Regions from separate parts of the Homo sapiens genome. Here regions 2, 3, 4, 5 and 6 are each linked to region 1. Evidence: chromatin loops called from intact Hi-C (ENCODE). Cell type or tissue: gastrocnemius medialis. All regions are shown on one strand. Region 1 has its middle 31 kb from the start of LINC00222. Region 2 has its middle 53 kb from the start of LINC00222. Region 3 overlaps SESN1 (sestrin 1). Region 4 has its middle 19 kb from the start of FOXO3. Region 5 has its middle 13 kb from the start of ARMC2. Region 6 overlaps ARMC2 (armadillo repeat containing 2).

Region 1 (4,000 bases):
CCAAAGATTACTATCCAAAATGTACAACTAGTTCCTACAAATAAGCAAGAAAAAGAGCAACAACCGAACATCAAAAAAGCTTAAGGATGTTAACAAGCAATCGGCAAAAGAGGACATTTAATGGTCTATAGACGCATGAAAATGTGCTCGCCTTTATTAGTAGTCAAGGAGATGCAAATTAAAACAAATAGATACTATTTCATGCCTATTAGAGTGGGAATTTCTTGAAAAAACTCTGACAATACCAAAAGTTGATGAGAATGGAGAAATGGATACTTACATCCACTGCTAGTGGGCATGTAAAAATGACAGACCCACTGTAGAGAGCGATTTGGCAACACCTGGTAAAGTTAATGCATAACCTATGACCAAAAATTCTGCCACTATATGTCTAGAAGTTCCCAAGAGACACGTGGGTCCAAGGAGATATGAACAAAAGCACATTCTTTCAGCACTCTGGGTAATAGCTTAAAAGTGGAAACAAGCTACCTGACCTTCAGGAGCAAAATGGGCAAATCAAATGTGGATTATTCATGCAATGCAATGCTGCACAGCCATTAAAATGAGTGAACTAGATCCTTATCACCTACATGGATACATCTAAAATGTGTAATGATAAACTAGAAAGATGCAACATAAATATTTATACAATATAATTTACATAAAATGTAAAGTACATGAAACGATAGTATATATAATTTACTAATATACGTTAAAGATACTCAGATCTTCCTGGTTATGGTTCACATATATGAAGGGGGGAGAGAGAGGCCTCCTAAACCAGGTGTCCGAATATTACAACATCTAGAAAGACTCTTGAACTTACACTTCATAAAAGATAAAAGGAGTGTTTTTTTAAAGAGCAACTGAGCTACTAATGAGAATTTGGCACTATTTATGTTTTTATGTATAAAGAACCCTAAAGGACATTCGATGGATTCTGGTATCGGTTGCCAGTTCTTCTTCACTTAGGAACTGATGCTACTAACCCTTAGTTGGTGGGGCTAAGAGAACAGTTCTGGCCTAGCTCCTGTCTCCTACAGGTCCTTCAGGAGCAAAATGGGCAAACAAAATGTGGATTATACATAGAGTGCAACACTGGGTTATTCTCCCTCACCCAGCCTACTAGTCTGCCCAGAAAATCCCCATCCTGCTTCTGTTGGATTCTTTCCTGTGTTTCCTTTGCCACTTGCTGAAAGTACAGTACCATTCTAGCATCCCAAGTTTTACTTGCTGATTTCTGTTGAAGACTCTACAGCCCAACTCTGCCTTTCTGATGGGTCTGGAAGGCAGTGTGCCTATTCAGTACATGTGCCTATTCAGGGGAGATGCCTCCCTGGACAGGGTTAGCTTTTCTCTAGGTGCTACAATGCTGGGCAGAGGACCTTAAATCTCCTTTGGTTTGGAGTGACAGAACCATAATCCTTCCTGAGCTCCTTTTTTAAACACTCATACATACACACATGCTTTCATATACATGCACATGTACACACACTCAGACAAAAAAATGCACACACAAATACCTACACCACTCCCTTCTCTGCAACAGGAGTCGGGACTGCTTGGTTACTCTAAATCCAGTATCGTATAGGTGTTGTGTGGCAGATCTGATTTTATAATGGAAGACAATGGGAATAATAGGATTTGCTATTCACGAACACATAGATCTCAAATATCAAAGGACAACTGTATGATACCATTGGAACCATTATAACACAGTAGCCGTCTCCCACTTGCCAAGCTCAAAGCATATAACTTTTCTTTTTCACGTTGGGAGCAGAGGTGATTGAATTATACTCCTCAGTTCTTATCCCATTACCGTGACTGTATGTGAGGTCCCTCTCTAGTTTTACAACTGTGCTTCCTTTTATATTCCCCTTTGTGTCTGATTCCACTTTCATTTCCCTTGCCCCCACCCACAGGCATCTGCTGGAATGGGTTTGATATTTGCCCAATTGTTATTTATCCTGTTGCTTTTCTACTGGGACGGCACGGCAAGAGGATGTTTATCTCTGATTCATTATGCTGATTCATTTTTGTTAAGCAGCCACACAATTTCAGGTATAGTGCTGGAGTGGATCCCACTGTGGAACCTAGCAGCCAAACTGAACTGAACATCTGTTTAATTTAAATGGTGGGTCCTGGGGTGTCAGTTCCATTATTTTGTTTGTATTACAAAACTTGGCTTACAAGATCACACTCTTGTTTAAAAAAAAAAAAAAGTGTCCTTTAAATTGGGAAAATGCTCATCTGTCCTGAATGAGTTAAGAGTGCTTCTGCCTGCAAGCAGAGTGTGCGGTGACTCACTGTCCCATGAAGACGCCTTCCCTTCTACCTTAAGACTGCGTCTGTCCCGCAGAACGCCACGTGCGGGCGTCCCTGGAACCTGGCCCATAGGTGGCAGTCTCCCTTCATCGTTCCCGGACTACGAACCTCCGAAGGGCAGCCTGAGAAAGCAGTTGCTTTTGCTTTTTCTTCGGGTTTCCTAATATTTAATGTTCCCTCCACTCACCTTCCCCCTCCATCCCACAGAGAGTGTAGAGATTGCATCCCTGGAGGCTAGCAAACGACAAAAGAAACTTCGTCTGGAACCAGTCAAAGTCGGGAGACCTGCGTTGTGCCGACTCTCGATGCGATTGTTTTGGAATTTTGCTGAAGCTCTCTTGCAGAATTGCTCTGTAAATGGCAAGAAGAAATGCCTTTCACTATAAACAGAAAATAAAGCTTTCACAAGTTGTCATATTTTTAAAAAGCAATCATGCGGATGCAAGTTTTTATCCCCTCTGTTTAGTCTTGCCTCCCCTCCTTGCCAACACACCCCCACAGAATTTGGGATGAATCTTTGCGAGTGAAGTAAAAGTAGGCATTCTCTCCAACATGTGCCCCTCCCCCAGCCCTTCACAGAGCCTATTCAACAAGATATCGAACAGTCATAGGCAGAGACGAGTGTGCGTGTGCATATGAGTGTGCATGTGTGTGCGCGTGTGTGTGTGCGAGTGTGTGTGTATGCAGAGAATACTAGATGGAGAGTCAAAGGGAAACCAAGAGATCCAGAAAAGGGGCACCACCTTCTCACCTTCCTTCCACCCCACTCCTCCTCACCCAAGGAGGGAAGCCAGGTAGAGCGCTCACCCAGCCCCAGGCCCTTTTGGGCGAGCCTGCCCAGTGGGTTTCTAATCAGCCAACACTTTGGGCCGGCCTCCACTGTTTATGGAGCCAAAGGGACTTTAAATCATTAGCCGGTGTCAAAATGCTTGAGGAATGTGCTTGCCTAGGAAGCCACATGGAGTGGTTCATCAGCATTTGTAAAAACCGCCTTGGCAAAAAGATGTTGAACCCAGCACTGGGGGCGGATTGTGTGTATTTCAGTTGAATTAGCAAACAGAATACCTTTTAAATCTTAGCAACACCTGGTTCTGAAAAGGACACCCACTAAAGAAAGGGCTGCCTTGTCTGTGCTGGAAGAGGCTTTCCCTGGCTCAAGGTGCTTCTCCTCTCCAGATCAGAGACCTCATTAGATGCTTGGTCCCTCTTCCTTCCTAAGATGTGCAGAGGCCCGGGAGATTTTCACCTGGACTTTGGGACACAGCCAACACAGGATGTCCTGAGTTACAGCAAGCATTTCTGAATGGAGGTAGCCATTGGTCAGCCTGCTCTAAAGAAGGCCAAGTTCATGTTCCCCCCAAAGGACTAGACCCCGGGGTAGGTGGGGGTTTAGGGGCAGGGGTGAAGAGGGTGTGGGAGGTGGTGAAGGGGAGGGGGTAGAGGAGGGGGTGGGTGGAGAGGGCAGGCATGGAGTGGGTGGAGGGCGCCTGGCAGAAGCCTGGTTCAAGCACGAGCAGAGCCTCCCTGGCCACGGCAGGTGGGCCCCTGACACACAGAAGTCTTCTTCAGAACAGACTTATTGCCTTAGCTGTTTGGCCACTCTCCTGCACACACCTGGAATCACTGGGCATGTCTCTGAGGAACTAAAGCTGATCTCTCCTTGGTAGGCTGACCT
Region 2 (4,000 bases), 84 kb after region 1:
CAAAATAAATACAGGCTATGGCTATTCCTTAACTTAATTCAGGGTTCAGGAGTATATACGAAGATCTTACATGGTTCTCACCTATTGGTTCCTACATTTGAGAGGCAGCCTCAGGAGTGTTATAGGAGGGAAAAGGAGAGATAAAAAACAGGAGAGGTTCCTTGGCTTATAGATGCATGGGTAGGCATAAGTTTAATCCAACAATAATGAGGTTCCCCTAAGGCTGGTATCTAGACCTTTCTGGAGAAATGCTGTAAATTGATAAATATGAGATGTCATTAGTCAGGTGTCCTGTTTTCACTCTTCCCTGGGAGGGAGCAGGTTCTGTTTCAGGTACATCCCAGGTCTCAACTTCCCCCACCTGCCCCCTCCAGAAACCCTGAGGCCAGATGGCCTTAGGTTGATTATGAAGTCAATGATGCCTCACCACCCTTACGGTCAGAAGGACACCTCCACGGAGCACAGGGGCCTTCTGCTCATCAAAATCTCTACTCAGTAACAGTGCTAAATATCAATTATTTAGCTCTTAGTGTGAATTGACTGTATGTCATTTTACTTACATACATCTGCATTTTATATCTTACCTTTACTCTGGAATGAAAAGTTTGTGCCCCCAAGAAAGCCAAGAGACAGCAATAAGAAGGGGAGAGAGCCAGTGCACAGCCATCGTGTCCTAGGTCAAAAGTCCCATCCCCACTTCCAGTTCTCATAAGGTATGTGGCTTTGGGTAATTTATTTTCCCTCTCTTGTCCTCAAAACCCTAATTACAGGGTCTCTGAAGTCTCTTCCAGTCCTAAAAGCTGTTCCACCGATGGTGGTTTTAGTTGGAGGATCTGAAGGGGCCCAGAAATAACACGAGGGCAGATACAGTCAGCCCATACCCTAGCTGACCCAGACAACTCTGAACACCCACCAGTGTGCCTCACCCCCAGCCCCAAGTGAGGCCCCCTTCACCCCACCTTCAGGGCAGGGCCTCACCTGAGCCAGGCTGCGAGGGTGGTGGTATCCCAGGCCCCAGTCCAGCCTCACTGTACAGCCCCCTCCTCTACCCTCCCAATCCCATTTCCTGTCTAGCAGATTTATAGTGCAGTTCAAAGAAGGAAGGACGATATAACAGCTTTCCTGCTCCCTCCCTCTCCCAACTGATTTAGTCTAACTGGCTCAGTGCCAAGCATTTTGCTCTCCACAGCCTCTCATATGTAAAAATACCCCAGGCCCCAGCCCTCCTGCCAGGAACATGGCGTCAGCTTCCAAACCCACCGGTCAGGCCTTCACTGGTGGGCGGGAAGGAGGCTGCCCTGTGAGGCGCTGGAGTCTAATTAAGTGCTGAGGAAGCAAACCATGGGCTTTAATTTTAGCTCTGAAAATAGCAAGGGCCTAGGACTCCTCTCTCTGGCCTGAGCTGTGATGAGAGTTGCCTCCCTCTGCCTGCTCGGTGGGGAGGAGAAGAAAGGATTCAGAGGGTGACGACAGCGGGAGGCCAAGGAGCCAGGAAGCAAGTGGGAGGAACGGGCTTCAGGGAGAAGGGGACGCAAGGCCAAGCCTGGGTCCATGGGACATGCCACACCCGCCACATCTGCTTTATCCCTACTTCGCATCCTAGCCCGAGTCTAGAGTGCATGGACACTCAGGAGTTCCGAGTTGCGCCAAAAATACCTCCAGAGCCCCGTGTGGCTAAGAATGCTAAGCTCTGGCCAACGTTGAGGTAATTCCCTGGGAAGATAATAGAATATGCATCACAGTTCCATACACTAACAGCCTCTGAGGCAATGAGGGTGAGGAAAAGCATTGACAAATGGACAGGTGATCATCAAAACTGCTGCGAACCCACCGAATGGCTCACTGGCCCAGCTGGATGTCACACGGGCTCCTGGCATCCTCCTGCCCACCTCCCTGTGTGGAAGGAGAGAAGTCAGCCTGCCCAAGGCAACAGGCAAGGACACAACAAATCAAGGGGCAAGATGGGAGAGGGTGCTCATGCCCAGGGGGTGGAACGTGGAGGGGGCCATTGGCTTTGCCCGTTGGGTCACTTGTCAGTCACTCACCGTGTCCTAGCTCTTCTCACACTATATTATCATTACCGTCCCCCTCCCACATTAGACCAGGGGGCATAAGCTGCATCCTTGGGACAGGGGCTTTATGTTATCCCCTCCCTTCCCCACTCCCCAGCACATTCTGGGCATTTACTTGGCTGAAATGCTTTTGTTTCTTTGCAGCCTCCCCTTTGTAACAGCCGGCACCCAATTTGCTTTATATGGTCATGAGCCCTCTTACCTGCAGCATCAAATGGGAGGCATGAAGCCACGATAAAGAACAAGCAAAGTGAGCTCCGTGAACGGGCTTTCCCAGGCTGCCTTCTGCACACATGAGCCTACCCAGAGGGGACACAGAACAGGGATGAGGCCTCTTGCATCTGTGGGGGCTATGAAGACAAATGTTATGTGTACCTAAAACTAAACCAGCACTCACTGCTTCCAGGAAGAGTTGGAATAAAAAGGAAGGAGAAACTCACCGGAAATGAAACTCAAAGGCCAGGAGTGAGGGCGGTTACCCGCCACACTCCTGTGAGAGCCTACCCATCATGGCGAAGCTGGAGAGTGGGCAGATCCTTTCCCAGAGCCCCTCCAAGTCACCTTGGAGATACCATCAGACTTCCCTCTTTTCTTCAGATTTCTTCAACCACTCCACAGACATATTTAAAGCACCTGCCACAGCTGTCTGGTAGGCACAATGTGGAAATAGCCAACCACCTGGGGTGCTGGAGGGGAGACCACCGAGGGCTGAGGGGGACAGGGCTGACCCTGGGGGTCACGGAAGCCTCTGCCTCTAGAGGGGGTGGAGGTTACTGGGGCCTGCTCCAGGTAGAGCTACCTCTCCCTCTCCCTCTTCTCAGCCTGGCATCTCTACCCCCCATGGGTGCTGTCACTCTGAGCACCTCTCACTCTCCAGAGTGCCCCTGGCACCCTGGTCTCCCTGCTTTTTGGCTCTCAGGAGTCTGCTCAGGGCCCAGCTGGCCCTAACACAGCGCGTTTCTCTCAGCAGAGTCTGAAGCCAGAATACAGGCGACATGTAAGAATAATGCCAAGGACAGGAGAGGATGGGGCGGCCGAGGAGAAGCACCACGTTACCCTCAAGCCCTACCCTGTGGGCAGCTGTCCCCACCCCGGCTGTGCTTGTGGAGATATCTCCGTGTGGCCAAACCACAAGGCCCCCATTTGGAGGATCCCATTTTCTAACCACCTTGGCCCAACATCAATAACAACATTGCCCCATAAGAAGCCGCGAGGCATTTCCTCAGGGAACCACCAGCGCCAGGGCTCAAAGACCAAGTCCAGACACTAGGAACTCCCCTCAGGAGTGTAAAACCGAGTTCAGAAATAAGAAAAACAAAGTTTCCAGCCCAAGTCTCCTCCATGGGAGACACCCTCAGCGCCCCTCCTCACAGCTGCTAGGCCTCCTCCTCGGGCCGGCCCCTCATTAGGAACTAACAGTCCCAGCCATGCCAGCCTCCAGGCCTCCTTGTTAACTCCTTGGTTTCCCTTAGTGCTGCCAGGAGAAAATTAGGCCTCAGAAATCCTGAGCAGTACTGAGAGGCAGAGAGCACCTACCACAGATGGTTAATGGTGTGTACATTCTATGGTTTCTCTTAATAAACCAAATTAATAATAATTGCTGCCATTTATAGAGTGCCTCTTATGCTTTACCCACTTGCATTATGAACTCTTCTGCAGCCTCTCATGTTTGCAACAACACTAGAAGGTAGGAATTTCTTCGCCTATCCTATAAATGAGAGCATGGAGGCTGTGTAGCTGGCAAGCAGATGTGTGGTTTAAACTCAGCTCTGTTCTGTTTTTCGCCCACCTTATTACTTACTTTGAGCAAAACTGGATTCTAAAATGTGCAGATTAAAGAGCTGACCACTACCCTTGCATCGTCCATCTGCAGAAGTTTTACATCTTTTTCTTTTCCTTTTTTTTTTTTGAGATGGAGTCTCACTCTG
Region 3 (4,000 bases), 290 kb before region 1:
GGAACCATTACCCTAACAACCTATCTCCTGAAGCTAGGAGTTAGGAAAAGAGTCCTTCCTGCATACTATGAAGAGAGCTGTGATTTAGGGTATATGCTTAGAAACCTGATTAATGTCAGAATAGAGTGTGCTTCAGCTAGTGATAGTATGAGTCCAGTCTCGACTTCTTCCTACCTTTGCAACCATTCTCCAGATAAAGGAGCCTCACACCAGCCTGAACAATAGATGCTCTACCCCAGTGCCTGCCCCCTCACTAGGTGGGGCTCACCATGCCTCAGTGGGAGAGGCCTGCCTGGCTCTAGCAGCTTCTTCATCTTCCTCGTTCTTCCTTTCCTCCATGACTCTTGTCAACCATTATTCCTATGCAACTTTAGGAAATGTTTTACTTCCCATTCTTGGTACTAAAAGCAAAACAGCATTTGTCCAAAAGGTAGGAAATGGCAGTCAGCTTTCTTTTCATCATTTGATACTTCTCTAGTGAGCTGTGAGTCAAATCTCTTCTGTGTCTATGATTTGAGGGGAAAGAGAATTAAAAGCAAATCCCAAAACTTTAATGAGCATTGTCAAATGAATAAGGAGTGAGATTAAATATTAAGCAAACCCAAATTTTATTCAGATCACCCAAAGTCAAGTTGGTGTACTTTACTATCAATTTTGTGTTATTTATAAGGAACAGATGAAATAATTTTGTCTTTTTTCACTTTATAAACCATAATTCTTATGTATTTTGGCTATTGTAGAGCTACCCACAAATGATTACATAATTTATAGCAATTTATTTTAAAAATTTAACCCACTGAATACAATGTTGAGATGAGAGCTTTTCAATGACAGAGAAAGCTCTTGATTTTAGTAGAGAAACAAATTATCAATATTTATAATTTTCTCATTTCATTTTTAGCATCTTGGCCAAATGTTTTATTAAAATTAAACTATTTTTAATGTATATTTTAAATCTAGAAGGTATATACATATATACACACATATATACAGTTATGTGTTGCTTAATGACAGATATATTCTGAGAAATGCATTGTTAGGCAATTACATAATTGTGCAAACATCATAGAATGTACTTACACAAACATAGATGGTATAGCCTACTACATATCTAGGCTATTGCTCTTAGGCTACAAACCTCGATAGCACATTACTGTAATGAATAGGCAATTGTAACACAATGGTATTTGTGTTATCTAAACATAGAAAAGGCACAGTAAAAATGTTGCATGATAATTTTATGGGATGACCATAGTATATATGGTCCATTGTTGACCAAAATGTTATTATGTGACACGTGACTGTATGTCCCAATACTAATAGCGGTTATCTCTCTTGGCAGTGGTTTATGCTTTTCTTAATTTTTCCAAGATTTCTATAATGAGTTAATCTATTATAATGAGACCAAACACATGTCATTAAAAAGAAAATAAGTCAAAACACCACTTTCTATTCATAGAAGAGTGGCTTTTAAGGTAAGTAGAACTTCAGTAAACTGTACTCTCTGAAATGTCTCTTCTAATATGGTATATACCAACTTTTAAAGCTGAGATTTTTATTTAGAAATAACTTTCTTTCAAACACCTTGGCTGTTAATGAAGAATATTTTTTCCTAATGAGTTTTGCATTTGTGGGTTTTTTCCCCTTTGTGTTTACACTGAATAAAAATTTACTCCTAATTCTCAGCTTTTAGCTTTTATGAGCGCTAGATGGCACTCTTGCTCAACCAAAATCTAGTTTGTTGCCCATATTTTGGTGCTGTGGGTCTTAGGAGAAGACGGGTTTGCAATGTCACAACACTTATGTTTTTAAAGGGGGGTTGGGGAAAAGAGACCAAAGTTTCCAAGTTTAAATAGCCGAGCTTAACTGATTTAGTGTTTCCATCTATTGAGAAAATAACCATATAATAACAACGATAACAGTCATTCATTTCACAAATATTTTTTGAGCACCTACCATCTTTAGTACTGTTCTAGGTACTCATATGCACTAAAGGGAAAAATAGATAAAAATCACTACCCTCGTAGAGCTTACATTCAAATGCTTGGATTTTTTTTTGCAGGTGCCACTTTAAACTCTGTACATGCATTCACCCATTTAATAGGAGGCTGAGACACAAAGAGGTTATCTAATTTGCCCCTGTTCACCTAGCTAGTGCAGATGGCAGAGCAAGGATTCAAACTCAGACATTTGGTCTCCAGAGTTTATTTTGTTAATTTCAATACTATACTGCCTCTTGAAACTAAAAAAACAAACAAAAAAACACTTTATTTTTTATTCTATTGAATGCAAATAATAAAAATTTACCTATTTATAATTTTTTCTAAATCTGCTTAATTCAAATATCTTTGCCATTTTATTAAAAAAAAAATTGACTAGATAAAATGTCTGTATTTTTTGGTGATTCCGTAGTCAACTATCGTGTTGCCTTAGCTCTCTTTCAAGTCACAAACACAGCTGGCCTTAAGTATTTATTTAAGCATCTTTATATTCCTGTTTACTTTAAACTCCTTGAATTAGCCATGCAATAATTTGGGTATGTTGTATTAAGAGCTCTACCACATTATGGTTCAGTCATTGTATAATTAAACATGAGGCATCAAGAATCAAAAGTTACTGTTTTACTTGCCTGCTCTCTCCATTGTGTCATTTTACATTTTAGTAGTACTGTGTTTTGTTTATTAAAAAAAGTAAAATCAACAATATACTATGAAGCTGAAAAATGATACAGAAGCCTAAATCATTTCTTAGTCTAGAGATGCATTTCATGGTTTTTAGAGGGCAGAAGGAACAAATTTACCTTTCTCTAAAAACATGCGACTTGGGGAAATTATATGTGACTTAGGGAAATTATGCTTGTGTTTCTCAAGGACTGGAGTTATATTCAACAACATACTTGTTGTAAACTACTGACTATAGAAGGGAAATCACCCACTATACAATAAAAATATTTATGGCTAATTCACACATAGATAACCTATCATTGAAACTTGCCTTTCAGGAAGCTGAAATAATTAATTCTTAACAGCTAGCTAGGTCCTTTTTCTTTTTTGCTGCAGAACTGTGTTAGAGGATAAAGCTGTATTTTTGAAATGCTAATAATTAAGAGTTAACTGTGTTTTAATTAAATTAAGTAATTAGTAAAAGAGGATCACTCCCTTCACCAGGGAGAAGAAAGTTTTCAGAGCAGAGATTTATTTTGGAAGATGCTACAATGTAAGCATTCTCAAATTGAGGATTATTGCTATTTTAGGTGTCTGAACCCCTTAAGCTGCATGCAAAACTGTGTACTCACTTGCATTTTTCTTGGGAGAGAGCCCGTGTTTTATCAGATTTTCAAAGAGATTGTGATCTTAAAAGATTAAGAACCATTGCTAAAACGAGAGTGACCTGCTGCATGTTAAACTTATTTTCCTTAAACTTTAGAGAAAAATTGAAGTGATTGAAACTGGGGAGTTTTAAACCAACAAAGGGAAATTTTTGTTGACTAAATGTTAGCTCGTGCCTCTGAGTCTGCTGAGTGAGTACAAGACACATTCTTGCAGTGTGTCTGGTGAATATTTGTACTTGAGTTTCTTATGATGCTGGTCTTAAACTGGCAGGCCCTCACCTGGCAGTTTACAGGTTAAAAGTTTAAGTCTGGCTTCCAGAATATGAAAACACAGGGAGCTCAGCTGAGCACAGCAGAGTTGCAGCCCTCATGTAACATGAACAGGAAATACATATTAACACAGAAATTGATCCTAGACTGCCGGGGTCCATATCCCGATTCTGCCTGTCTAACCTCGAGGAAGTTACTTACCATCTCTGAGCTTCAGTTTATCATCAGCAAAATGAAGATAAAAGGACCTTCATCTCTTTAAGGTACTTAGCATTGTGCCTGTCTTAGAACTTAGTATGGTAAAAAAAAAAAAAAAGAAACAAAAACTATCTTTGTATATGCCTTAGTTATCTAAAATAGCACCTCTTCTTACCCTCTAGATCCTTATCTTGATTTATT
Region 4 (4,000 bases), 240 kb after region 1:
TAGTTCTGCCTTCCTTGACCTATAACTGTTGTCACAGGAAAGATTCACATTGGAGAAAAATATCCCTTTTAAAAAAGAGATGAGCTATATAATAAAGCTTAATATTTATTCTGAGTTTTATAACCACCACCATCACCCTATTCTAATCTTGCATAGCTTAAAAAAATTGAATAGTTGCTGAAAAGGGATTCACCTCAGGGATGAGACCCAAGGTTGGAGCATCTTTCTCCTGAAGGGATGAAGTTTCACAACAATCTTGGGAGGTGAAACTGGGTCTTGTCAATGGAGGCCTCAGTGGTATTTGCACCATTGTTTTGCCTGAGTGAACCCTACAGTTAACCAGGGTGGATTGGTCCACTTTGCAACCTGAGCCACATGTTATCCTAATACTGCTAATACCCCTGGCTACTGCTGTACTTGCTAGAATCATCTGCAGATGCTGTTTGACATCTCTCCACAGGGGTCCCTGTGGATCATCATTAATCCCTTTGCTGTGGGCTCCCCACTCCTGCTGCTACCAGCTGCCATTGTCCCCTGGATCTTTGCAAAATGGCCAGTGTCAGGGCACCCCTGTGTGCATTCAGCCACATGGCGGGAGGCAGCAAGTTGTGCTGCAAGCCAGCAGCTGGGCTGTGCATTGGACTGTAGCCTTCTTCAGGCTTCCAGTGTACTTCTAGAAGGTGCCTCCGCCAGTGCCTCCCTTGTTGCAAAGTTGTTTTGACCAATGACATGCCTTCACTTTCATTCTGTTCCTTAGGTTCCTTTCCTTTGAACCACCAAACTTTCTCCAAGTGCTCATTCCAGAAAACATTGCTGTTGAAGAAGGGCGTGTTTTCAGGTCAGGTTTTCTGGTTTTCTGGTTTTCCCAAGGGCCAGTCTGAGGCTGTCCCTGACTGCACCTGGAGAACCAGATCCCTTGACTCCCATTCGAGGCCTGAGCACTCTGCCGCCTGCTCCAAGGGCTTTCATCATAGTAACTGTAGCATCTCCTACCGTTTGTTTTTAATCTTACCTCCTATCTGCCATGTGTAAGATATTTGGAGGGACAGTATGGGAACAGAAAGACCTTTGGTGAAGTCTCAAGAATTTTCTGATTAAAATGAAAACATACATTGACTCCAGTTACATGGCTCATCTCACGGCTTAATATGCCAAGAAATAACCATGATATTTGTAAAACAGGATGAAGTTACCCACTAGAAGGAGAAAGAAGCCAAAACTGGTCAACCAGCTGGCCTGAGACAGTGCCTACTCGGCATGCTTCTAGTATGGTGAGGCACCTCTCAGCCTGTGGACTCCACCTCTCCTTAGTGCAGAGACTCAGATATCCTCAGAAAAGGGTGAAATTCAACACGAAGAATGAGGAGGAAACATCTCTAACTTCCACACATGGTATATATACCAAGTCTATTCAGGTCAGAATGAGTGCTTCCACATCATCTCTGCTAAGGGACAGGCATCACTCTCATTTGCAGGTGGGAGAGCGAGGCTGGAGGGTCAGACTTGGTTAGAGCAAGGCTGAAATCTCACCTACAGCTCCTGGCTCCAAATCTGTCCCTCCCAGAACCATTCTTACCAAGAAAATATCTTTCTCCGTTGACTCTGGTACCTGTCATGGGGCAACTTTTTCTGGTGAGTGTAACTCAGTGGGTGTCATTGTCTTACTTAGCTAAAGAATGACATCAGGATTGGAAGCATGTTTAGAGATCACCCCAAGGTTCACAGCTACCACAGTACCAGGGCACTTCATGTGTTCCTTGTGGGTGGTGGTGGTCAGACACACATGGTGCACTGATGCCATTCTTCCTAGAAAAACATCTGTCATCTGTGGCACACAGGGCACTTTGCTCATTTTATCTCTCAGCGGACTTATCACAGTGAGGCAGGTCACAACCAGAACCCCTATTTTGCAGATGCAGAAAGAAAAGGCAGAGGGAAGGAGAAGCAGAAACACACTGTCCCTTCCTATGGGTACATTCACTATCAAATTACACAGCATCTACTTGCTTTGGCCAGCACCTGGTATTGCTTTACAGAGAGTTATGGAAAACAAAAAGTATTTCTGTACATAGTCACTTACCCAGAAAAGCAAGCTGGCCAGGTGCTGGCTGGTTGTGGTTTCTTTAAGTTGGAGCAGAAGGGCTTTGCCTGAATTTCCTGATCTCCTCCCGCCATCTGGTGGCTGTGAGCTGAGCATACATGCAAATTTCAATCTTCATTTCCTGTACTCCTTACTTCAAACTCCCATGCTCCGTGATCTTCTGAGGTTTGATGAGGGAAGGAGGAAAGGGAGAAAGGTGAAGATAAAGGGAGAGGGGAGAGAGGAAAGGGAAAAGAGAGAAGGAGGGAGAGGGAGGAGAAAGAGGAGGAAAAGGAGGAGAGAAAATGTAAAAGGCATGTACCTGTGGCTTTCATTGTATGTTCTTCCTTAGGTCCCCTCACCCTCCATTCAGCTACAGAGAACCGTCAGCGTGTGGTGGAGACAAGCCATTCAGTTGCATTGACATTTTGTGGAGTGCCTATACTGGCTGTTGGACACTGCGCTAAGGGTTGGTCTGCAAAGTGGGCACTTAAAAGATCCACTGCTCTAGAGTAGTTTATCAACATTCATTTTAGACGGTATTTTATTATCGTGAAAAGCAAGGTACTGTTTCAACACACAGCAGTCTTTCACAGGGCACTTTTTCATTTTGATAAAGTCCAATTAATCAGTTTTTCCTTGTATGGGTTGTGTTTTAAATGTCAAGTCTAAGAACTCTTTGCCTAGTCATAGATCCTGAATATATTCTTCTATTTTTTCCTCAACAATTACACTTTACATTTAAGTATGTGATTGATTTTTAAGTTAAATTCTGTATGAGATATGAGTTCCAGGTAGAGATTTGTTTACTTTTTGTTGATAGCTATGTTTATCCAGTTGTCCCAGCACCACTTGTTGAAAAGCCTATCCTTCTCCTATTGAACTGCTTTTACAACTTTCTAAAAATCAGTTGGACATATCTGTGTAGGTCTATTTTCCAGTTCTCTATTCTGCTCCATTAATCTCTGTGACCATCCCTTCACCAAAACCACACAGTCTTGATTACTATAGTTATAAGTCTTAAAATTGGGTAGAGTGATTACTCTCACTTTATTTTTATTTTTCAATAGTTTTACCTTTTTTAGCTTTTTGTTTGCTTTTCTATATAATTTTTATTTTTCTTTTAAGATGGCATCTTGCTCTGTTACTCAGGCTGAAGTACAGCTTCATGATTATAGCTCAGCGCAGCCTCAAACACCCAGGCTCAAGTGATCCTCCTCCCTCAGCCTCCCGAGGAGCTGGGACTGCAGGCATGTGCCAATATGGTAGACTAATTTTAAAAAAAAATTTTGTAGAGATGGGGGTCTTACTAAGTTGTCCAAGCTAGTCTCAAACTCCTGGCTTCAAATGATCCTCCCACCTTGGCCTCCCAACTATGTAAATTTTATAATAATCTTGTCCAGATATATAAACAATCTTGCTGGGATTTTGATAGGAATTGCATTAATTTTATATATCAATTTTGGAATTGTCATCTCTGCTATATTGAGTCTTCTATTCTATTTTTTAAATTATTTTATTTTATTTTTTGAGGCAAGGACTTGTTCTGTTGCCCAGGCTGGAGTGCAGTGGCACAATAACAGCTCACTGCAGCCTTGACCTCCCAGGCTCGAGGAATCCTCCTACCTCAGCCTCCAGAGCAGCTGGGAATACAGGCACATGCCACCATGCCCAGCTAATTTAAAAAATATATTTTTTTTTGTAGAAATGGAGGTCTCTGTATGTTGTGCAGGCTGGTCTTGAACTCCTGGGCTCAAGTGATCCTCCTGCCTCAGCTCCCCATAGTACTGAGATTACAGGATTACAGATGCCCAGCCAAGTCTTCTAATCTATAAATATAAGTATGTCTTTCCATTCATTTAGATCTTTTATGATTAGTATTTTATAGTTTTCAGCATACGAATCATGTACATGTTTTGT
Region 5 (4,000 bases), 53 kb before region 1:
AAAAGGGATCTTGAGTTCTCTTCTTTTGGCTCCTCCTTTTCTCTCTCTTTTCCTTGTTCCTTCCTGCCTTCCTGTCTGCCTTCCTGTCTCCTTTTTCTGTTTCTCTGTTTCTTCTTTCTTTCTCCCCTCCCCCAGTCCTCTCCTCCCCTCTCCCTGCCCTTCCTTAACCACAAATGTAACCAACCCCAAACCACTGACTTGCTGTTCTGCTCATTCATCCTTACGGGTTTTCTTGGTTACATAAGCTCTCCAGTTTTGGCATATTTGGGAATCATTTATTTCATTATATAGTAAGACCTCGGTGGCCCAAGGGACATTTTTTTCCTGCCCCTTCCCAGTTCCATTTACGTGAGGCCCCAGTGAGATTTCTGAAAGAAAATGATAGACGGCCCCAGGACTGATGTTCCGGCCTCGGGAGACCTGACACAGAAGGTTTCTGTTCTGGGGAATACGCATCAGTGTTGGAGGAGACCTTTTAACAAATTGTAAACTTTTCATCTCTTTATTAAGATGGAATTAACATAACATAAAATTAACCATTTTAAAGTACACAGTTCTGTGGCATTTTGTACATTCACAATGCTGTAAAACCACTATCCCTATTTAGTTCCGAAACACTTTCATCACCCCTAAAGGACTCATTAAGCAGCCATTTCCAATTTCTCCTTCCCCTCAGCCCCTGGCAAGCATTAACCTGCTTTCTGTCTGCCTGGATTTACCTATTCTGAACATTCTGTATAAATGGAATCATATAATACATGGCCTTTCGGGTCTGGCTTCTTTTATTAGGTATAATGTTTTCAAGGCTTATCCATGTTACAGCATGTATCAGTACTCCCTTTGTCTTTTTAGGGCTGAGTAATGCTCTTTTCCACAGATATACCACATTTTGTTTATCCATTCATCAGCTGATGGAGCATTCAGATTGTTTCACCTTTTAGCTATTATGAATAGTGCTGCTATTTGTGTACAGGTTTTTGTGTAGACAAAGTTTTTATTCCATCCAAGAGTTACTGGGTCATATAGTAATTCTGTTTAAAATTCTGAGGAACCATCAAACTGTCTTCCACAGTTGCTGCACCATTTTACATTCCCATCAGCAGTGTATGAAGATTCCAATTTCTACCCATTCTAGCTAATACTTGCTATTGTCTGTGTTTTTAATTATAGTCCTAGTCCTTCTAGTGAGTGTTAAGTATTTCAAGGTGGTTTCAGTTTGCATTTCACTAGTGACTATTAATATTGAGTATCTTTTTTTTTTTTTTTTTTTTTTTGAGACCAGGTCTCCGTGTGTTGCTCAGGCTGGAATGTAGTGGTGAGATCATAGTTTACTCCAGGCTTGAACTCCTAGGCTCAAGTGATCCTCCTGCCTCAGCTCCTGAGTAACTGGGACCACAGGAACATACCACCATGTCCAGCTCTGGGCATCTTTTCAAGTGTGTGTTGGTCATTTGCGTATCTTCTTGGAAAAATATCAATTCGAGTCCTTTGGCCATTTTTAAATTGGGTTGTCTTTTTGTTGGGGAGTCATAGACTTCTTAAATATTCTGGATATTAGATCCTTTCGTATATGGTTTGTAAATGTTTTCTCCCATTCTGTAGTTTTTCTTTTTATTTTCTTGATAGTGTCCTTAGATGCACAAAAGAGTTTTTAATTTTGATGAAGTCTAATGTATCTCTTTTTTTCCATGTGTTGCTTGTGCTTTTGGCATCTTATCTAAGAATCCATTGCCAAATCCATGGTTGTGAAGATTTTCTCCTGTTTGTTCTAAGTTTTAGCTCTTACATTTAAGTCTTTGATTCATTTTGAGTTAATTTGTATGTATGGTGTGGTTAGTGGCCAAACATCATTCTCTTGCATGTGGTTATCCAGTTGTCCCAGCTGTTGAAGAGGGAAAAAACTTTTTTGAGGCAACAATATGTTATATCACTTAAATGTCCTTCAATGATGCAGGGCCAGGGTTGCCGGAGTGGAGATTTTTGGGAAAAGGGGCAGTAAGATCCTGAGGGTGTGAGCTGATAAGACAGTGGTTGCTGTGATGTTCTGAAGAAACAAAGCCCACTGCTCTTCTGCCAGCAGCCACCTGAGGCATGGCAGGAGAGTGGGGACAGTGATGAGAGGAGAGGTGGCTCTTGGCAGCAACAAGGTCAAACTGTGCTGAGGCAGCAGCAATGGTGTCTGTGGCCACCAGGGGGCAGAGCAGAGGTGGGTACCAAGCAGGAGTACATTAAATGGCCACCACGGTGCCCCATGTAGGCAGAGGGCCCTCTGCTAGGAGAAGAAAAGGACTTAAAGGACATGGGTTTCAGCATTTCCATTGTTGGGTGCTTGAAGCCAAAAATTATTTTTGTTACTTTTTTCTTGTCCTCCCCGGGGATGGCACGGCCTGGAAAAGCAAAAATTACGATTAATTTCCCTTTTCAAAATGCAGTTCAGAAAAGAACATTCTGTTTTTCAGGACCCTGGCTTTCTGTGAGAAAGCCTATCCTAGCATTCAAAATTAAGTTATGTTTGCCAAAATGTAAATTTCTTTCAATCGCTATTTGTTTTAAAGTCACTGCTTATATTTGTGGCAGATAAAATAATAGGGAAAAGGAGGAATAATTTATCTAAAAAATAGCAATTCTATTTTTGGGAAGGGATGTCACAGAGAACTGCTATAGTTCTGTAATATTAATCTATGTCAGATTTTTCAAATGTCAAGAATACAGTTTACATTTACTGCCACAAATTTGGTGAACATTCTTCATTATGCACTAAGCAGAAAATTTGAAAGTAAATGTTCAGCAATGCTCAGACAAATGAAGAAATCCCCTCCCCCAGGCCATCTTTTGACATAACTAGGACAATCCAATATAATAACCCTCTAAAAGGATTAATTCTGCCTAAAACCAGCTCCTGAAGAAACCACATGGCACTTTCTGAAACGTTCTTGATAATGTTCACATCTTTATCACAGTTACAACCCATGAGCCTGGTGCTCACTCAGTGTCTTTGAAGATTCTATGACAATGCTGAATGAGGGCATCTTTACAATCACAAGAAACCATCAATAACATTAAAATCTACAGAATAAAACAGCGTAAGTTTCCATTTTGCTTCTATTAAATATTAGAAAATACCCATTGCTGGTGATGGTGTAGTGGAACTCGTCCACACCTACATTGCCAATAGCAATGCAAAGCCATTAGAAATATTTATATGATTTAGTGATTTGCATTATCCAAAAGAAGAATAATCTTTTACACCTGTTTAATACAAAATTAATATAAGAGCATTTGCAAGCCAGAAGCCTCTTAACCATCTAGTGAGGGTGGTAGTGGTTAGGTAAAATATACTGTAACCATTTAATGCATATAAGGGTAAAGTAGAGGCATTGAGATATACAAATGACACAATGTTCAGAGGCACAAATAGTTCTGTTGAGGCAGGGGGAGAAGCAGAATTTTAAGTGCAGTTTTTCCTTCTGTTATTTAAAGTATCATTCATAGTTGCCATAATATTTTTTGTTTGATAAAAATGTTAAATTAATTGCAGGGTAGGTACATTACCTTTTGGTTATATGTAAGAGGATACAAAGTTAAGCATACATAGCATTTCATGTTTTAAAATTTTTTTTTATTTCAGTAGTTTTTAGAGTACAAGTGGTTTTTGGTTACATGGATGAATTGTATAGTGGTGAAGTCTGAGATTTTGGCGCACCCATCACGTCACCTGAGTAGTGTACGTTCTACCCAATATATCATTTTTTTTAATTATTTTATTTTTTGAGACAGAGTCTCGCTCAGTCGCCCAGGCTGGAGTGCAGTGGCGCGATCTCGGCTCACTGCAAGTTCCGCCTCCCGGGTTCACGCCATTCTCCTGCCTCAGCCTCCCGAGTAGCTGGGACTACAGGCGCCCACCACCACGCCCGGCTAATTTTTTGTATTTTTAGTAGAGACGGTTTCACCGTGTTAGCCAGGATGGTCTCGATCTCCTGACCTCGTGATCCACCCGCCT
Region 6 (4,000 bases), 120 kb before region 1:
AAATATCAGGGCAATGGGGAACACATAAATAACTACAGGTATTTTTTAAAAAAAAAACAAAAACGGTTTTTTGTTTGTTTGTTTGTGTTTTACCCTTTTCTAATTCACGCAAAATCGGTACAATCCTTGTATTCCAAAAGACTTCGTCTACTTCTATTTCTGCGTCCTCTTCTTGCAGGTCAGCTTTTGGGACTGCAAAAGAAATCCAGAGCAGGAGAAAAAGCTATGAAAAAGGAGTTGTCATGAAGCATGGTCAAAAGCCTTTACTATTCATCACTACAATTAATAAACTAGAGAATTAAATTACCCTTTGCTCTCCAAGCCTGACTATTTCTCATTAGAACTACAGGTCTTCTAATCAAATTACCCCAAATTAAACTCAGACTGGATAATGTAAAAAATCAGAACTTTAAAATGTGATCTGGTCACTTCATAAAGTAGTAAGCTTTGTAAATACTGATGACTGTCAGTAAGGCAAACAGTTTTGAGTACATTTTTACTTAAACTTATCCCTCTGTAATGTAGAATAGGTAACTATAGATATATAAAGAATAAGGATTTTAAAAATGTGTAATGAAAAATTTTCTAAAAGGGAGACCTAAAATGGACATTTTCTATAGAAATAAAATGTCTACACTAACATGGGGCCAGTAGCATTAATGCCAAGTGATTTTGTGTGGTGTAGCAGAAAAGCCTGGGCCTTCGGGGCTGACAAATCTCAATTCAAATCCCAACTCCACTATGGACATGGTGAGTGATGGGGTCCAGTTTCTTATCCTTCCTGAGTCTCTGTTTCCTCATCAGCAAAACAGAATATTTGCCTTCAAGGGTATAAGAATTAAAAGACATGGTATAGGTAAAGCTCTGAGCTCAGTGCCAAGCCTTTAGCAATATACAGTATATAATTAATTTCATTTCCCTGATTAAACAAGTATACAAACATGTTATCACCCCTGCAGTATCTCATGCCTGTGTGATACTACCAAGCCATCAAGAGTAGATGCTGCCTGTGAATATGGGTTGTAGGGAATAGCAACCATTGACTGTGTACTCTAGATGCAGGAGGCCTCCATTTCATTTTTGCAGTAACACTATGAGGAGGTTCCCAAACTGTCTCCATTTTGCAAGTGAAGAAAGTGGAGCCCAGGTGTATTAAGTTATCTGCCTGGGGTCATATAACTCCCCAGCCTCTGCATTTGACCTCAAAGCTATGCTGACTTGCAGCAAACTAGCCGACTAAAGGGTAACACTGGGGGGAAATGTAACTCATATTAGAAACTGCAAATTATGATTATATTTCACACAGGCAGTATCTCAAGATCTAAAACACTGACTGTAGCTAGAGGTGGCTTTGCTGTGCTGAGGCATTACTGAATAGTCCTGAGATGTATTCCTCAGTCTCTCTTCTCTGAAGACCACCCCTTAAGTCCTTTATCCGGCACTTGGTCTACATCAAGTCAGGGAGTCCATGCCCTCTCGGGGCAGGGTGGACCTGGTACCAATTAAGTGTCCACACAGAAGATGCCTGGACCCTAAAAATGTCACACAAAGAGTTAGAAATCAGGAAGGATCGGAAGGTGAGAGGTTGGAAGAGAGAGAGAGAGAAGAGACAGAGAAAGACAGAGAGACAGAGACAGACAGAGGAGCAAACGGGTATATGGCCCATGTATTTTCAGGTTACTTTGCACAAAGGACAAGTTGAGCAGGGGGCCTATCAATAGCACAGGTTTGGAGTCACCATCTGGGTTTGAATCCTAGCTCTGCCACCTACTAGCTCGTTGACTATGGGCAAATTGCTTTACCTCTCTTCTGTAAAATGGGGTAACAATGGTTATCTCTAAATATTGGGATTAGGATTATTAATTTCTTTTATGCGCTCTTCTGTATTTTCCAATGCCTCTAATGCATTCTTATTATTCTTGAAGAGAAAAATATATACAACACATATTGAATGTGTGTAATACCTTAGTAAATATCCATATTAATATTTTTTAATATTAATATGGATTAAAATAAAATTCTCTGCATCAAGAAATCCAATAAAGTCCCTTGATGATTATCTGTGAAAATAGCAGAGAAATCCATAGATAACACATAATGGCATATATTTAAGAATTCATTTGAATTCAGAGATGTATTTGAATTCTGACATGAATCCTCAAACCATCAAATGGTGCTGATGTCACCCAGGAGAAGCAGGGACGCTGTGCAATCTACCTATCCCACCCAACACACAGGCCTTCCCATTATACTACATGCTAGAAATGGCCACTCCCAGTTGCAGCAAGTCCAGGCTTGCCTTTTATCAACCCTTCCCACTGCCAAGAGCAGCTGAGCCACACAGGGCATCCAAGATCACCTAAGCAGCAAAAGTAAATAGAGGTTGTCAACAAAGCTATTATTAAACATTTGCAGTGCAGTAAATAGCCTTAATAGCAAGGTTTCAGATAATCTATCTAACCCAATGCAAGACTTCACCATCAGATACTAAATTGAATTGTCTTTAGGACAAATTAGTCCACATCAGTACAGATTCACAATCCCTTATCCAAAACCTTTGGAATCAGATGTGGTGTGGGATGCAGGAACATATGGATTTTAGAAAGTCAATATGGTATACACATTGCATATTACGTACCACCCCTGTAGGGTCTTCTGCGGCAGCACCCTGTAGCAAAATATATGAATATTCACAAAACCAAGACTCTAACTGACTTCCCATCAGGCTCAGGGATTCTGGAACTACAGATAGTTTGTAGACTACCATCTCAATCTTTTGGGTCATTGTTTTTATGAATCTGCCTTAACTTTGATAATTTATGGATATGGATTCTAAAAGTAAACATGAATATTCAAGTAATACAAAAAACATACTTGCTCATATTTGTGGATAACTAACCTATTCAAAGTCCAAAGTATATAAAAAATAAAATAAAATCAACATTATCAAGGTAAGTGAAAGCCAGAAAATAAGTCAGGCGAGTTATTTAATTGATACATATTTATAACACACTTAAATTTACTAGAAACCAGACTTTGAGTCCAATAAGTTCAAGTCTGCATTTTTTACCTCCTATGCAATATGCTGCTTAATAGAGAACTTCTATGAGAAACCATGACTATCAACCTGTTTTTCAGGACAAATAAAATGGATAACTTATTCACCCCAGAAAGAGCTGAATTATAGGGGTGAATCAGAAATCACAGAACAATTTATTTAACCCTTACGGGCCCTTCTGAATGTTTCTGAGATTTGCTTCTTCTCAGAACCAAAGTTACTCAGTCACTGGTATGAGGGTTTCCTTCCAACCCTCTCCCAGGAATTTCAAAGGGCACAGTTGTGTCTGGCTACAGCCTTTCCACCTCTTCATTCACGCTGGGCCTCCTCCTGCCTCCATTTTATACACAATCCCTGAGTTACTCTAGAAAATGAAGCATGGAATCATATAATTGCTTTTTAAGATACACACAAACACACAAATAATAATAAGGTTGTTTCAATCTTGGGCAACAATCTAATATTTTAGAAAGCACTTTCATCTAGGTTCACAGTTTGCTAAATATAAACATTATGATTCAACAGGAAATTGGGTAAGTCAAGCAAAAATTTCAGCATGTTTTTGAAGATTTTGCTGTCTCAGTGGTTATAGTTGTTAACCACAGCTTTGAGTTCTGGACACAAAAACCTGACACAATGTTTGGATTGGCTGATGTTTTTAGCACGTAAATGTAAAATCCTTAGCAACTATGCTGGCTCAGAAATTAGTATATCTAAGATTTTCCTGAGTAAAGAAATTCCCAATGACACAGAAGTCATTTTATTGATAAAAAACTAAATTTTGAAGATAAGAATTTTTAAAATCTACTATTTAGTATTGTAAAATCTCATGGGTACAAAAATATATGAAGAATATAACAGACATCAGTGTACCCCACACTAGTTTGGTCAGATATTAACATTTTGCCATATTTTTATCCTTTCCCTTATTTTAAAGAAATG

What was found. Hi-C counts contacts between places; a loop is a spot of excess contacts. Peaks named below come from ENCODE experiments on the same cell type or tissue, not always from the same donor. Only the 100,000 strongest peaks of a DNase experiment are listed, where the experiment ranks them.
Region 2: it touches region 1 in a loop (2.2-fold over the local background); 7 of 110 quality-filtered maps call a loop at or near these places.
Region 3: a loop joins it to region 1, with 2.3 times the contacts of the local background. A loop is called at or near these places in 35 of 110 quality-filtered maps.
Region 4: a loop joins it to region 1, with 7 times the contacts of the local background. A loop is called at or near these places in 93 of 110 quality-filtered maps.
Region 5: it touches region 1 in a loop (2.0-fold over the local background); 48 of 110 quality-filtered maps call a loop at or near these places.
Region 6: a loop joins it to region 1, with 4 times the contacts of the local background. A loop is called at or near these places in 36 of 110 quality-filtered maps.

What each region holds. Positions count from the first base shown.
Region 1 is chr6:108,780,864-108,784,863 of GRCh38, reverse strand. No RefSeq gene overlaps it. Among named protein-coding and RNA genes, the nearest start is that of LINC00222, 31 kb to the right of the region's middle. RefSeq lists an enhancer at 2,449-2,498. In gastrocnemius medialis, a CTCF peak has its summit at 2,378 (motif pointing right); a DNase peak (open chromatin) is centred at 2,343; H3K4me3 peaks cover 1,005 bases; H3K27ac peaks cover 1,132 bases.
Region 2 is chr6:108,697,071-108,701,070 of GRCh38, reverse strand. No RefSeq gene overlaps it. Among named protein-coding and RNA genes, the nearest start is that of LINC00222, 53 kb to the left of the region's middle. RefSeq lists enhancers at 1,263-2,069, 1,297-2,496. In gastrocnemius medialis, no CTCF peak of the experiment used is centred here; a DNase peak (open chromatin) is centred at 1,566; H3K27ac peaks cover 2,129 bases.
Region 3 is chr6:109,071,271-109,075,270 of GRCh38, reverse strand. The region is part of intron 1 of SESN1 (sestrin 1); the gene reads left to right. Among named protein-coding and RNA genes, the nearest start is that of SESN1, 22 kb to the left of the region's middle. In gastrocnemius medialis, a CTCF peak has its summit at 1,701 (motif pointing right); a DNase peak (open chromatin) is centred at 1,739; H3K27ac peaks cover 4,000 bases.
Region 4 is chr6:108,540,357-108,544,356 of GRCh38, reverse strand. No RefSeq gene overlaps it. Among named protein-coding and RNA genes, the nearest start is that of FOXO3, 19 kb to the left of the region's middle. In gastrocnemius medialis, a CTCF peak has its summit at 2,162 (motif pointing left); a DNase peak (open chromatin) is centred at 2,126; H3K27ac peaks cover 2,707 bases.
Region 5 is chr6:108,833,616-108,837,615 of GRCh38, reverse strand. No RefSeq gene overlaps it. Among named protein-coding and RNA genes, the nearest start is that of ARMC2, 13 kb to the left of the region's middle. In gastrocnemius medialis, a CTCF peak has its summit at 2,185 (motif pointing right); a DNase peak (open chromatin) is centred at 2,215; H3K27ac peaks cover 1,297 bases.
Region 6 is chr6:108,895,886-108,899,885 of GRCh38, reverse strand. It overlaps ARMC2 (armadillo repeat containing 2), which reads right to left. Exons shown (of 18, transcript NM_032131.6): 7 at 94-192. Among named protein-coding and RNA genes, the nearest start is that of ARMC2-AS1, 26 kb to the left of the region's middle. RefSeq lists an enhancer at 1,701-2,900. In gastrocnemius medialis, no CTCF peak of the experiment used is centred here; a DNase peak (open chromatin) is centred at 2,305; H3K27ac peaks cover 2,712 bases.